2 separate regions of the Homo sapiens genome follow, and region 2 is linked to region 1. A link is an interaction called in ENCODE POLR2A ChIA-PET data of the cell type or tissue named here. Cell type or tissue: HepG2. All regions are shown on one strand. Each heading gives the region's core, and the rest is flanking DNA. Links, peaks and the distances in the headings are about the cores only. Region 1 has its middle 8.3 kb from the start of MSRB1. Region 2 overlaps LINC00254 (long intergenic non-protein coding RNA 254).

Region 1 (5,372 bases), core at 105-5,104:
AGATCCTGCCACTGCATTCCAGCCTGGGCAACAGAGACTGTGCCTCCAAAAAAAACCCCCCAAAAACCTTTTTTTGCAAATATTTACTGAGTATCCTTTCAGTAAATATTTGCAAAAAAAAATATGGCTGGGGGTGCAGCTGTGAACGAGATAGGTGAGACCCCGCGCTCAAGGTCTCACAGCATAGCTGGGGAGACCTGGTAGTGAGGTAGTGTCAGAAGATGATAGGGCTGGGAGCAACTGCAGCAGAGTAATGATGCTAGGATGTGTGGAGGAAGCTCCAGGGGTCAGGGAGGGGGACTCAGGAGGGCTTAGCTCAGCAGTGATGGGCACAGCATGTGCACAGGCTCAGCACACATGGGGCCTGCCCCAGGCCCTGGAGGGCACGGAACAAGGCTCCACAAGAAATGCACCATTTTCCCAATTTATACCCACAGAAATCCGGGGAGCATGTGGGAGTGGATTTTAAGGGTGGATGTTTCACCCTGCAGAACCCACAGCTGGCATCGCCCCAAAAGCGGTGGCCAGGAGTGCCCCAAAGGGCACAGGATGGCCCCAAAGCATTGCAAGATGGGGCCAGTTGGGATCTGAACTAAGGAACGCTAAACGCCAGGGTGAGCACTCCAGAGCATTTATTAGGGGGACTTACAGAAGGCCGCAGCGTATCCTTGCAACAAAAGCGAGAGAGAAGAGGTGCCCTCCCTTGATATCTCTGCAGCAAGGGGACACGGTGTGGAGTGGATATGGAAGTTTAAGGGATTTGGCTCAGGGCTGGGCCAGTTTCTTTCAGTGTTTTAGCCCACAACCTAGATTTTTTTTTTTTTTTTTTTTTTTGGAGACAGAGTCTTGGTCTGTCATTTAGGCTGGAGTGCAGTGGTGAGATCTCGGCTCACTGCAGCCTCCGTCTCACGCCTGGGTTCAAGCAATTCTTGTGCCTCAGCCTCTTGAGTAGCTGGGATTACAGGCGCTCGCCAGTATGCCTGGCTAATTTTTGTATTTTTAGTAGAGATAGGGTTTCGCCATGTTGGCGAGGCTGATCTCGAACACTGCACCCAGCCTAGAATTTTTTAATTTAATTTTTAAAAAATTAGAGATAGGGCCTTACCATCTCACCCAGGCTGGTCTTGAATTCCTAGGCTCAAACAATCCTCCTGCCTCAGTCCCCCAAAGTGCTGGGATTACAGGCGTGAGCCACATGCCTGGCTGCACTTTGTGATTCTTGGTCAGGACACAGAAAGAAAGCAGGGGAGGCCAGGTGTGGTGGCTCATGCCCGTCATCCCAGCACTTTGGGAGGCTGAGATGGGTGGATCACCTGAGGTCGGGAGTTCAAGACCAGCCTGGCCAACACGGTGAAACCCTATCTCTACTAAAAATACAAAAATTAGCTGGGTGTGGTGGCGCATGCCTGTAATCCCAGCTACTTGGGAGGCTGAGGGATGAGAATCACTTGAATCTGGGAGGTGGAGGTTGCAGTGAGCTGAGATTACACCACTGCACTCCAGCCTGGGCGACAGAGCGAGACTCTGTCTCAAAAAAAAAAAAAAAAGAAAAGAAAAGAAAAAAAAAGCAGGGGGAACCAGGAGACCCTACAGTAGGGATAATGGGGAAAGGAACAAAAAATTGGGTCAGGTTGCGTTTATTGATACGGGCCCACTAAGCAGAGGTTCTGGACCTCGTGCTACCACTGCTGGGGTTTGACTGGTTGGTTGGTGAGCTACAACACAGACCAAAAAGTGACCTACACAAAGTGAGGCTGAAATGCCAGGCCTGCCTCTCTGCGTGGCAGAGGATGGGACTCAAAGGCTTGGGGAGGTTGGAGTGTCAGAGTGGATTTATCTTTTGAGACCTACTCACCCACCCCTGGAGAGGAGAGAGGACACACCTCTTACCACCCCCACGAGAAATAAATTTGTGAGGGGAACACTCCTCCTTCATGAGCTCTGTGATGGCCTTTCTCCAGCAGATCTGGAATTACAGTGGCAACTGCAGTCCCTGGGTTGGGAAACCTACGTGCAGGGGAATAAGTGGATCCCCTGGGGGGCAGGGGCCAGGTGGCAGGGCTCAAAGGCTCAAAACAAGGTGGGCGTGGCCGCTGCAGTGCACAGCAGAGGTGAACCAGCGATCACAATAGTCTGACTCACAGAGACCCACAGCGTTGACTTGTGGATCATGGTGTTCCCAGAAGTGAAATAGACAGAAGCCGACTGAACTCTTTTTTTTTTTTTTTTTTTTTCCTGGAGACAGATTCTCACTCTGTCGCCCTGGCTGGAGTGTAGGGGCGCGATCTTCGCTCACTGCAACCTCTGCCTCCCGGGTTCAAGCAATTCTCCTGCCTCAGCCTCCGGAGTAGCTGGGACTACAGGAATGCGCCACCACTCCCGGCTAATTCTTGTATTTTTAGTAGAGACGCGGTTTCACCAAGTTGGCCAGGCTGGTCTCGAACTCCTGACCTCAGGTGATCCTCCTGCCTCGGCCTCCCAAAGTGCAGGGATTACATGAGCCACCGCACCAGGCTGACTGAATCTTACTTAATCTGTGTAAGCAGAAGAGTTCTAGGTCAAGTGAACAAAAGTCTAAGACAAATAAAAAACCCAGAGTTAGGCTGGGCATGGTGGCTCACGCCTGTAATCTCAGCACTTTGGGAGGCCGGGGAAGGAGGATCACTTGAGCCCAGGAGCTTGAGACCGGCCTAGGCAACATACTGAGACCCCCACCCCTGCCATCTCTACAAAAAATACAAAAATTAACTAGGCACGGTGGCACACACCTGTAGTCCCAGCTACTCAGGAGGCTGAGGCAGGAGAATTGCTTGAGCCCAGGAGGCTGAGGCTGCAGTGAGCCTTGATCATGCCACTGCAGTCCAGCCTGGGTGACAGAGTGAGACCCTGTCTCAAAAAAAAACAACCCTCCAGCCGGACGTGGTGGCTCACCCCTGTAATCCCAGCACTTTGGGAGGCCAAGGTGGGAGGATCACCTGAAGTTAGGAGTTCTAGACCAGCCTGGCCAAAATGGTGAAACCCAGTCTCTACTAAAAATACAAAAATTAGCCGGGCGTGGTGGCGGGTGCCTGTAATCCCAGCTACTCGGGAGGCTGAGGCAAGAGAATTGCTTGAAGCTGGGAGGTGGAGGTTGCAGTGAGCTGAGGTTGCGCCATTGCACTCCAGCCTGGGGAACAAGAGCGAGACTCCGTCAAAAACAAAAACAAAAACAACAACAACAACAACAAAACATCCAGGCGCGGTGGCTCACGCCTGTAATCCCAGCACTTTGGGAGGCTGAAGCAGGTGGATCACGAGGTCAGGAGATCGAGACCATCCTGGCTAACACGGTGAAACCCCATCTGTACTAAAAATACAAAAAAATTAGCCGGGCGTGGTGGCGGGCGCCTGTAGTCCCAGCTACTCCGGAGGCTGAGGCAGGAGGATGGCGTGAACCCGGGAGGCGGAGCTTGCAGTGAGCGGAGATCGCGCCACCGCACTCCAGCCTGGGCAACAGAGCGGGACTCCGTCTCAAAAAAAAAAAAAAAAAAAAAAAACCCCAACCAATCAAACAAACAAAAAACCCATCTCCCGAGAAAAACCAGAACCACGGCCCTCAGTGAATTCCCAGACTGGAGCCAGGTCACAGACCTAAAACCTCCATTCAGACCCACACCGCTGTATGGAGGGGACCAGGGTGCCTTGAGGAAGGACCCCCCAAATTTATCCTGTTCGTCTTTTCCCAGCCTTCTCCAAAGGGATCTCTATGGCAGTGCACTGGGGAAAAGGAGATCATGAGACCTTCTGGGGACTCCTGGATGCTGGCTCTGAACCGATGCTAACTCTGGAGTCAGACGTCACTGGGTCAGAGTAGGGGCTTATGAAGGCCCAGTGACTGAGGGAGCGTTGGCTCGGGTCCGATCCCAGTGGACCTGTCCCGTGGTCATCCCCGGTTCCGGGTGTACAATTGGAAGAGGCACCCTCAATGGAAGGCAGCGTCCCCCCACAGGAGGGGCAGTGCCTGCAGTACAGGCCACAGTGGAGACCGGGGAGAGGCCAGCCGTGCTGCCAGCCCCTTCAGCCTGCTCACCCCTCACGGAGCTGACTCTGTCACCTGCCAGCCCCTCCGCAGCCCGGTCTAGCAGTCCCTGCTCTGACGTGGAGTCAGTGCCGTGGCAGAGGCCGCTGTCTCCCTTGCTGGCCTCGGACTGCTTGCGTGACCCTGATCTTGGGCGGGACATTCGACTTTCCTCTCTTTGTGCCTCCCTTAGTGGCACCCAGCCTGTCTTCCGGTTGGATGAGGGCACAGGAGAGCCACCCGGGGCGGGCAGGGGATGCTACAGTTGAATGGGTGCTGTGTGCACTGCCCTGTGGGTCAGAGGCCTGACTCCTGGCGCTGCTGGCCAGTGGGCTCTCCGTCTAGAGGTAGGGGCGCGTGGGGCGGGTGCTGGGAAGAGTCAGTGTTGATGAAAGCACCAAGGGCCCTTCGGGGAGGACCGTACCCAGAAGGGGCTTCCTGCTGCTTGCCCCTCCCCCAGCATGTGCTGTGGCAGCCTCCTGTTCTAGCAAATGTCTCCATCTCTGCCCTGCTGGGGGCCAGAACTGAGGCTAGCTGCCAGAATCTCCCTGGAGCTGCGGAGAGCAGGGGGGTGTCTCTCAACCCCTGATTCCAGCTCCCACCCATGCCCTGATTTTTTTACACCTGGACCCCAGTGTGTCCGACGCTGGCCACCAGCTAAAGTGGAGCCCGCTCTGGGGCTGCCCTGGCCACCCAGTGTCTTCGTTGGCTCTCGGGCACTGTCCTAGCCCAGCCTGTGGCCTGCCCACCCCCTAGTCCAGCAGGTGAGAGCAGGCCCGCTGCAGCGACTGACCCCAGTGCAGCAGGTACTCTCCTTAGCCTCATTCTTCTGGGGAGACAAGGGGGACTCAGAGAACGCGATTAGTCTGAGGCCACACAGCTGGGAGAAGCCCTGTGTCCTCTGCCGCCAGGGACCTGAGCCACTCCAGGCCACATGTGGCCGGCTGCCAGTGGCCTCTGATCAGGGTCCTTGTCCTGCCATGCTGAGTCATTTGGTGATGGCGGGTCTGGCAGGGGGTGCACAGGGCTCCCAATACTGTTCTAGGCAGCCAGTTCAGGTCCTCTATGCCCACACCTGTCCCTTTCTGCTTCTCCCTGCAGGAGGAGCAGTGGCTCTGGGAAGGGCTCTGTGGGCAGGTCCTGTGGAAGGCGGCTCTGCTGCGGCAGGGAGGGAGCTGCTGAATGGGCAGCAGGCTTCCCAGGCACAGGGCCAGGCAGGGGCCTGGGCTGTGCTGCCTTCTCCCAGCACTCCCAGCTCTGCACCTGGGGCCAGTGTTTCCCCGAGAGTGGACTCAGGCCCAAGAGCAGACTGGCC
Region 2 (5,372 bases), core at 261-5,260, 54 kb after region 1:
TGGAACTCAAGCTCCTGGGCTCAACTGATCCTCCCTCCTTGGCTTTCCAAAGTGCTGGGATTACAGGCATGAGCCGCCGCATTCAGCCCAAATTCACCTTGTTTTTCTTTTTTCTTGAGATGGAGTTTTGCTCTTGTTGCCCAGGCTGGAGTGCAATGGCTTGATCTTGGCTCACTGTAACCTCCACCTCCCGGGTTCAAGCGATTCTCCTGCCTCACCCTCCTGAGTAGCTGGGATTACAGGCATGCGCCGCCATGCCCAGCTAATTTTTTGTATTTTTAGTAGAGATGGGGTTTCACCATGTTGGCCAGGCTGATCTCCAACTCCTGATCTCAGGTGATCCACCCACCTCGGTCTCCCAAAGTGCTGGGATTACAGGTGTGAGCCACTGCAGCTGGCTCAAATTCACTTTTAAAGTATTATTTTATGATGGGAAATACTGATAGAGGGTACATGTTGCATTTATAAGTTTTAATATAATTTTTCATTTATTAACTCATTGGACAACCCAGTAAAATGTCATTAGGAGTGAGAATCAGGAATGATGGATTCACGGTCTAGTTGCAAGACTCATCACAGGCCATTAACCTCTGAAAAGCCTTTATCTGCTTCGGTGAGTGCTTCCAGAGTTTGCAACACGAATATATGTCCACGAATATAAGTTTGATATGATAGTGAGAGTCTGCCTATTCAGAAGAAAAAGTTGCCCAGCTGGATTTAGTTTATCTTCGTCTCAGTGTTCTTTATTTTAATTTTAAAATATTTGAGTATTAAAGATTGAATTCTATTTGGGATGATGGAAACATTCTGGAAATAGACAATGATGATGGTGATACAACCTTATTAATGTACATAGTGGCACTGACTTACGCCCTTAAAAATGGTTTAGGCCAGTCGGGCGCGGTGGCTCACGCCTGTCATCCCAGCACTTTGGGAGACCGAGGCGGGTGGATCACCTGAGGTCAGGAGGTCGAGACCAGGCTGGCCAACATGGTAAAATCCCGTCTATACTAAAAATACAAAAAATTAGCCGGGCGTGGTGGTATGTACCTGTAATCCCAGCTACTCGGGAGGTTGAGGCAGGAGAATCGCTTGAACCCCGGAGGTGGAGGTTGCAGTGAGCCGAGATCGCGCCACTGTACTCCAGCCTGGGTGACAGAGTGAGATTCCATCTCAAAAAAAAAAAAAAAAAAGTTTCAGTGGTACATTTTGTTATGCTTTTTTTTTTTTTTTTGGTAGCGACAGGGTCTCACTAATGTTTCCCAGGCTGGTCTCAAACTCCTGGGCTCAAGCATGTTAGCATATTTTATCACAATTTAAAAATAAAGGCCAGGTGGCTGGGCATGGTGGCTCACGCCTGTAATCCCAGCACTTTGGGAGGCTGAGGCGGGTAGATCACCTGAGGTCAGGAGTTCAAGACCAGCCTGGCCAAGATGGTGAAACCCTATCTCTACTAAAAATACAAAAAAATTAGCTGGGCGTGGTGGCGGGCACCTGTAATCCCAGCTACTCAGGAGGCTGAGGCAGGAGAATTGCTTGAACCTAGGAGGCAGAGGTTGCAGTGAGCCAAGATCATGCCATTGCACTCCAGCCTGGGCGACAGAGCGAGACTCGGTCTCAAAAAAAAAAAAAAAGAAAAGGAAAGAAAGAAATTATCTCTGATCCTTAGATAGTTTGTGAATCAGTGGCCGCTTTCGCTCCCCGTGGGGTTCGTTTTAGTGTTCTATTTCTCCCCCACATCACTACCTTCTCCCAACAGCCACTGCACCTGCCTCACAGTTGCAAGATAAAATACAGGATGCCGAGGCCAGGTGGAGTGGCTCACGCCTATAATCCCAGAGCTTTGGGAGGCTGATGTGGGAGGATCGCTTGAGCCAGGAGTTTGAGACCAGCCTGGGCAACGTAGCAATGCCTTATCTCTACTAAAAATAACAATAGTAGGCCACTGCAGTGGCTCACACCTGAAATCCCAGCACTTTGGGAGGCCAAGGCAGGCAGATTGCTTGAGCCCAGGAGTTTGAGACTAGCCCAGGCAACATGACAAAACCCTGTCTGTACAAAAAAATACAAAAATTAGCCGGGTACAGCCAGGCACAGCCGGGCGCAGTGGCTCACACCTGTGATCCCAGCATGCTGGGAGGCCGAGGCGGGCAGATCACCTGAGGTCAGGAGTTTGAGAATGACCTGATCAACATGACGAAACCCCCTTTCTACTAAAAATACACACACACAAAAATAATAACTGAGTGTGTTGGTGCATGCCTGTCGTCCCAGCTACTTGGGAGGCTGAGGCACGAGAATCGCTTGAACTCAGGCTGCAGAGGTTGCAGTGAGCAGAGATCACGCCACTGCACTCCACCCTGGGTGACAAAGCGAGACTCCATCTCAATTAAAAAAACTTAGCCGGGCATGGTGGTGCATGCCTGTAATTTCAGCTACTCGGGAGGCCAAGGTCGGAGGATCACCTGAGCCCAGGAGTTCAAGGCTACAATGAGCCATGTTCGTGCCACTGCACTCCAGCCTGGACAACAGAATGAGACCCTGTCTCAAAATAAAAAGACATTTTAAAAAAGGAAATGATTTAAGGGACCTAGCAGAGACTATAATTACCTTTTCTCTTGTTTAATTAATAAAGAGATGTCTAGAACATTTTACTGTGGCTAATATTCCCAGAGAGAATCACTTCTTTATTTGCTGATAACACAAATACAGGGTCCCAATAGCATCCAGTAATTCACAAAGTAATTTTTTCAAGATTAGCACCATGTTCCCACGGGAGCTCACGTTGCTGTCATCCACACTGCACACTTTGCAGGCAAGAATTTTATTCACCTGTTTATTCTGCCTCTTAGAAAATATATTTTAATTATTTAGGAAACGTTACCAAGTAAAATTTTAACCTCAAAGGTTGATCAAAGTCACATTACAAAGTTGTATTTGCCTCATGTGCTGGTGAAATACTTTGACACTTGTCTACACTTCAAACGAGAATTTACAAAGTGAAATGAGAGGACTCGTAATTTAATTTTTTTTTTTTTGAGGCGGAATCTCACTCTGTCGCCCAGGCTGGAGTGCAATGACCTGATCTTGGCTCACTGCAACCTCTGCCTCCCGGGTTCAAGCGATTCTCCTGCCTCAGCCTCCTGAGTAGCTGGGACTACTATATACTGAGGAAGCTTTTCTGGTTTTTTAAGAAAAAAGTGGCTGGGCGTGGTGGCTCACGCCTGTAATCCCAGCACTTTGAGAGGCCAAGGCAGGCGGATCACGAGGTCAAGAGATCGAGACCATTCTGGCCAACATGGTGAAACCCTGTCTGTACTAAAAATACAAAAATTAGCTGGGTGTGGTGACCCATGCCTGTAATCCCAGCTACTCGGGAGGCTGAGGTAGGAGAATGATGTGAACCCGGGAGGCGGAGGTTGCAGTGAGCCGAGATCTCGCCATTGCATTCCAGCCTGGCGAGAGAGCGAGACTCCGTCTCAAAAAAAAAAAAAAAAAAAAAAAAGAAAGAAACAATTGAGATGCCTCCTGAAAAAAAGAAAAAGGTGGAGAAAAATAAATTTTTTTTTTTTTTTGAGACAGGATGTTGCTGTGTGGCCCAGGCTGGAGTGCAGTGCTGCGATCACGGCTCGCTGCAACCTTGAACTGCTGGGCTCTGGGGATCCTCCCACTGCAGCCTCCCAAAGTGCTGGGATTACAGGCACACACACCACACCCAGCTAATTTTTTGATTTTGTGGAGATGGTGTTTTGCCATGTTGCCAAGGCTGGTCTCGAACTCCTGGGATCAAGCAATCTTCCCGCCTTGGCCTCTCACAGTGCTGGGATTACAGCGCTGGCATGCCTGGCGAAAATGTGATGTTAAAAGTGTTAGAAACCAATACAAGGGAAAGAATTTCCCACTTTGTGAGCTGTGGGTGTCCCTTGAGTGGAACTAGGACACCTATAGAACGCTGCTGTGGCCATGAGCCCTCTGGGGCCATTTGCATGTGAGCCCCAAGAAGGAAGGTGGTGGGAGGAATGGACACACCGAGGAAGCTGGTCTATTAACAGTGACTATTCTCTGCTTCTTTTGTTTTTTTTTCCCTACTTAATTGAAGGAAAATATGAACTGAAAGAGGGGAATGAATGGTAAAGCCAGTTCAGCAGGTACAGTCTTATGCAACCCATGTTAGTAACAGTTATCCACAGAATGTAGCCTTTCATATTTTCCCATCCATTATTTCAGAGTATGCTAACTTTGACCTTTATGAGCTTTTTAAGGGAGTTATGTTTATCTACATTTTACACATTGTTTTAAGGTTCTAGGGAAGTAACTTCTAAGATCTTACAGCAAATTATTATTATTATTATTATTTTATTTATATTTATTTTTTTGAGATGGAGTTTTGCTCTTGTGGCCCAGGCTGGAGTGCAATGGTGTGATCTCAGCTCATTGCAACCTGCGCCTCCCAGGTTCAAGCGATTCTCCTGCCTCAGCCTCCTTAGTAACTGAGATTACAGACGTGGGCCACCACGCCCGGCTAATTTTGTATTTTTAGTAGAGATGGGGTTTCACCATGTTGGTCAGGCTGGTCTCGAACTCCTGACCTCAGGTGATCTGCTCACCTTGGCCCCCCAAAGTGCTGCGATTACAGGCTCGAGCCACTGCGCCTGGCCAAATTATTATTACTGTTATTTTTTCAGACAGGGTGTTGCTCTGTCACCCAGGCTGGAGTTCAGTGGTGCGATCACAGCTCACTGCAGCCTCAACCTCCCCAGCTCAAGTGATCTTCCCACCTCAGCCTCCAGAGTAGCTGGGACTACATGCGTGCACCACCACGTCTGGCTAATTTTTTTTTTTTTTTTTTGTAGAGATGGGGTCTCACTGGGTTGCCCAGGTTGGTCTCGAAGTCCTGGGCTCAAGTCTCGGCCTCCCAAAGTACTGGGATTATAGACATGAGCCACCACACCCAGCTGATCATACAGCAAATTAAATTAAGGGCTAAAACTAGCAGCAAGCGCTATGGTACCAATCTGCCAGTCTCCCTGTCATAGCATGCAGCAACCTAGATATGCCCTATCAAGTGAATTTAATGCCTTCTCCCCTTTTTTTGCAGCTTTGTTACATATCAGACGCGGATATTACTTACGAGTATTGAATGATCCCCTCAGTAAACACCAGCTATGCAGGAGGTGCTACCTTAGCAATAGGAGCTTCAGTCTGGGAGGAGAGTGGGACATATAAGCAAATAAATACATCACGTTTCCCACAGGGCGCGTATTTTGTGTTCATCTTCGTCCCACTGGATCTGTCCAAACTTTTCATTTTTGACAGATAAGGAAAATGAAGTTCAGATGCTTGAGTGACACAGCTAATTAGTGGCAAGGCTG

What was found. ChIA-PET counts read pairs that join two places held together with the same protein. Peaks named below come from ENCODE experiments on the same cell type or tissue, not always from the same donor. Only the 100,000 strongest peaks of a DNase experiment are listed, where the experiment ranks them.
Region 2: POLR2A ChIA-PET joins it to region 1 with 5 read pairs; 10 of 35 experiments call an interaction of 5 or more read pairs at or near these places.

The regions. Positions count from the first base shown.
Region 1 is chr16:1,932,250-1,937,621 of GRCh38, reverse strand. No RefSeq gene overlaps it. Among named protein-coding and RNA genes, the nearest start is that of MSRB1, 8.3 kb to the left of the region's middle. In HepG2, for the core only: no CTCF peak of the experiment used is centred there; a DNase peak (open chromatin) is centred at 2,111.
Region 2 is chr16:1,878,437-1,883,808 of GRCh38, reverse strand. It overlaps LINC00254 (long intergenic non-protein coding RNA 254), which reads left to right. Exons shown (of 3, transcript NR_033914.1): 2 at 513-613; 3 at 5,099-5,372. Among named protein-coding and RNA genes, the nearest start is that of LINC00254, 3.1 kb to the left of the region's middle. In HepG2, for the core only: no CTCF peak of the experiment used is centred there; no DNase peak of the experiment used is centred there; H3K27me3 peaks cover 368 bases.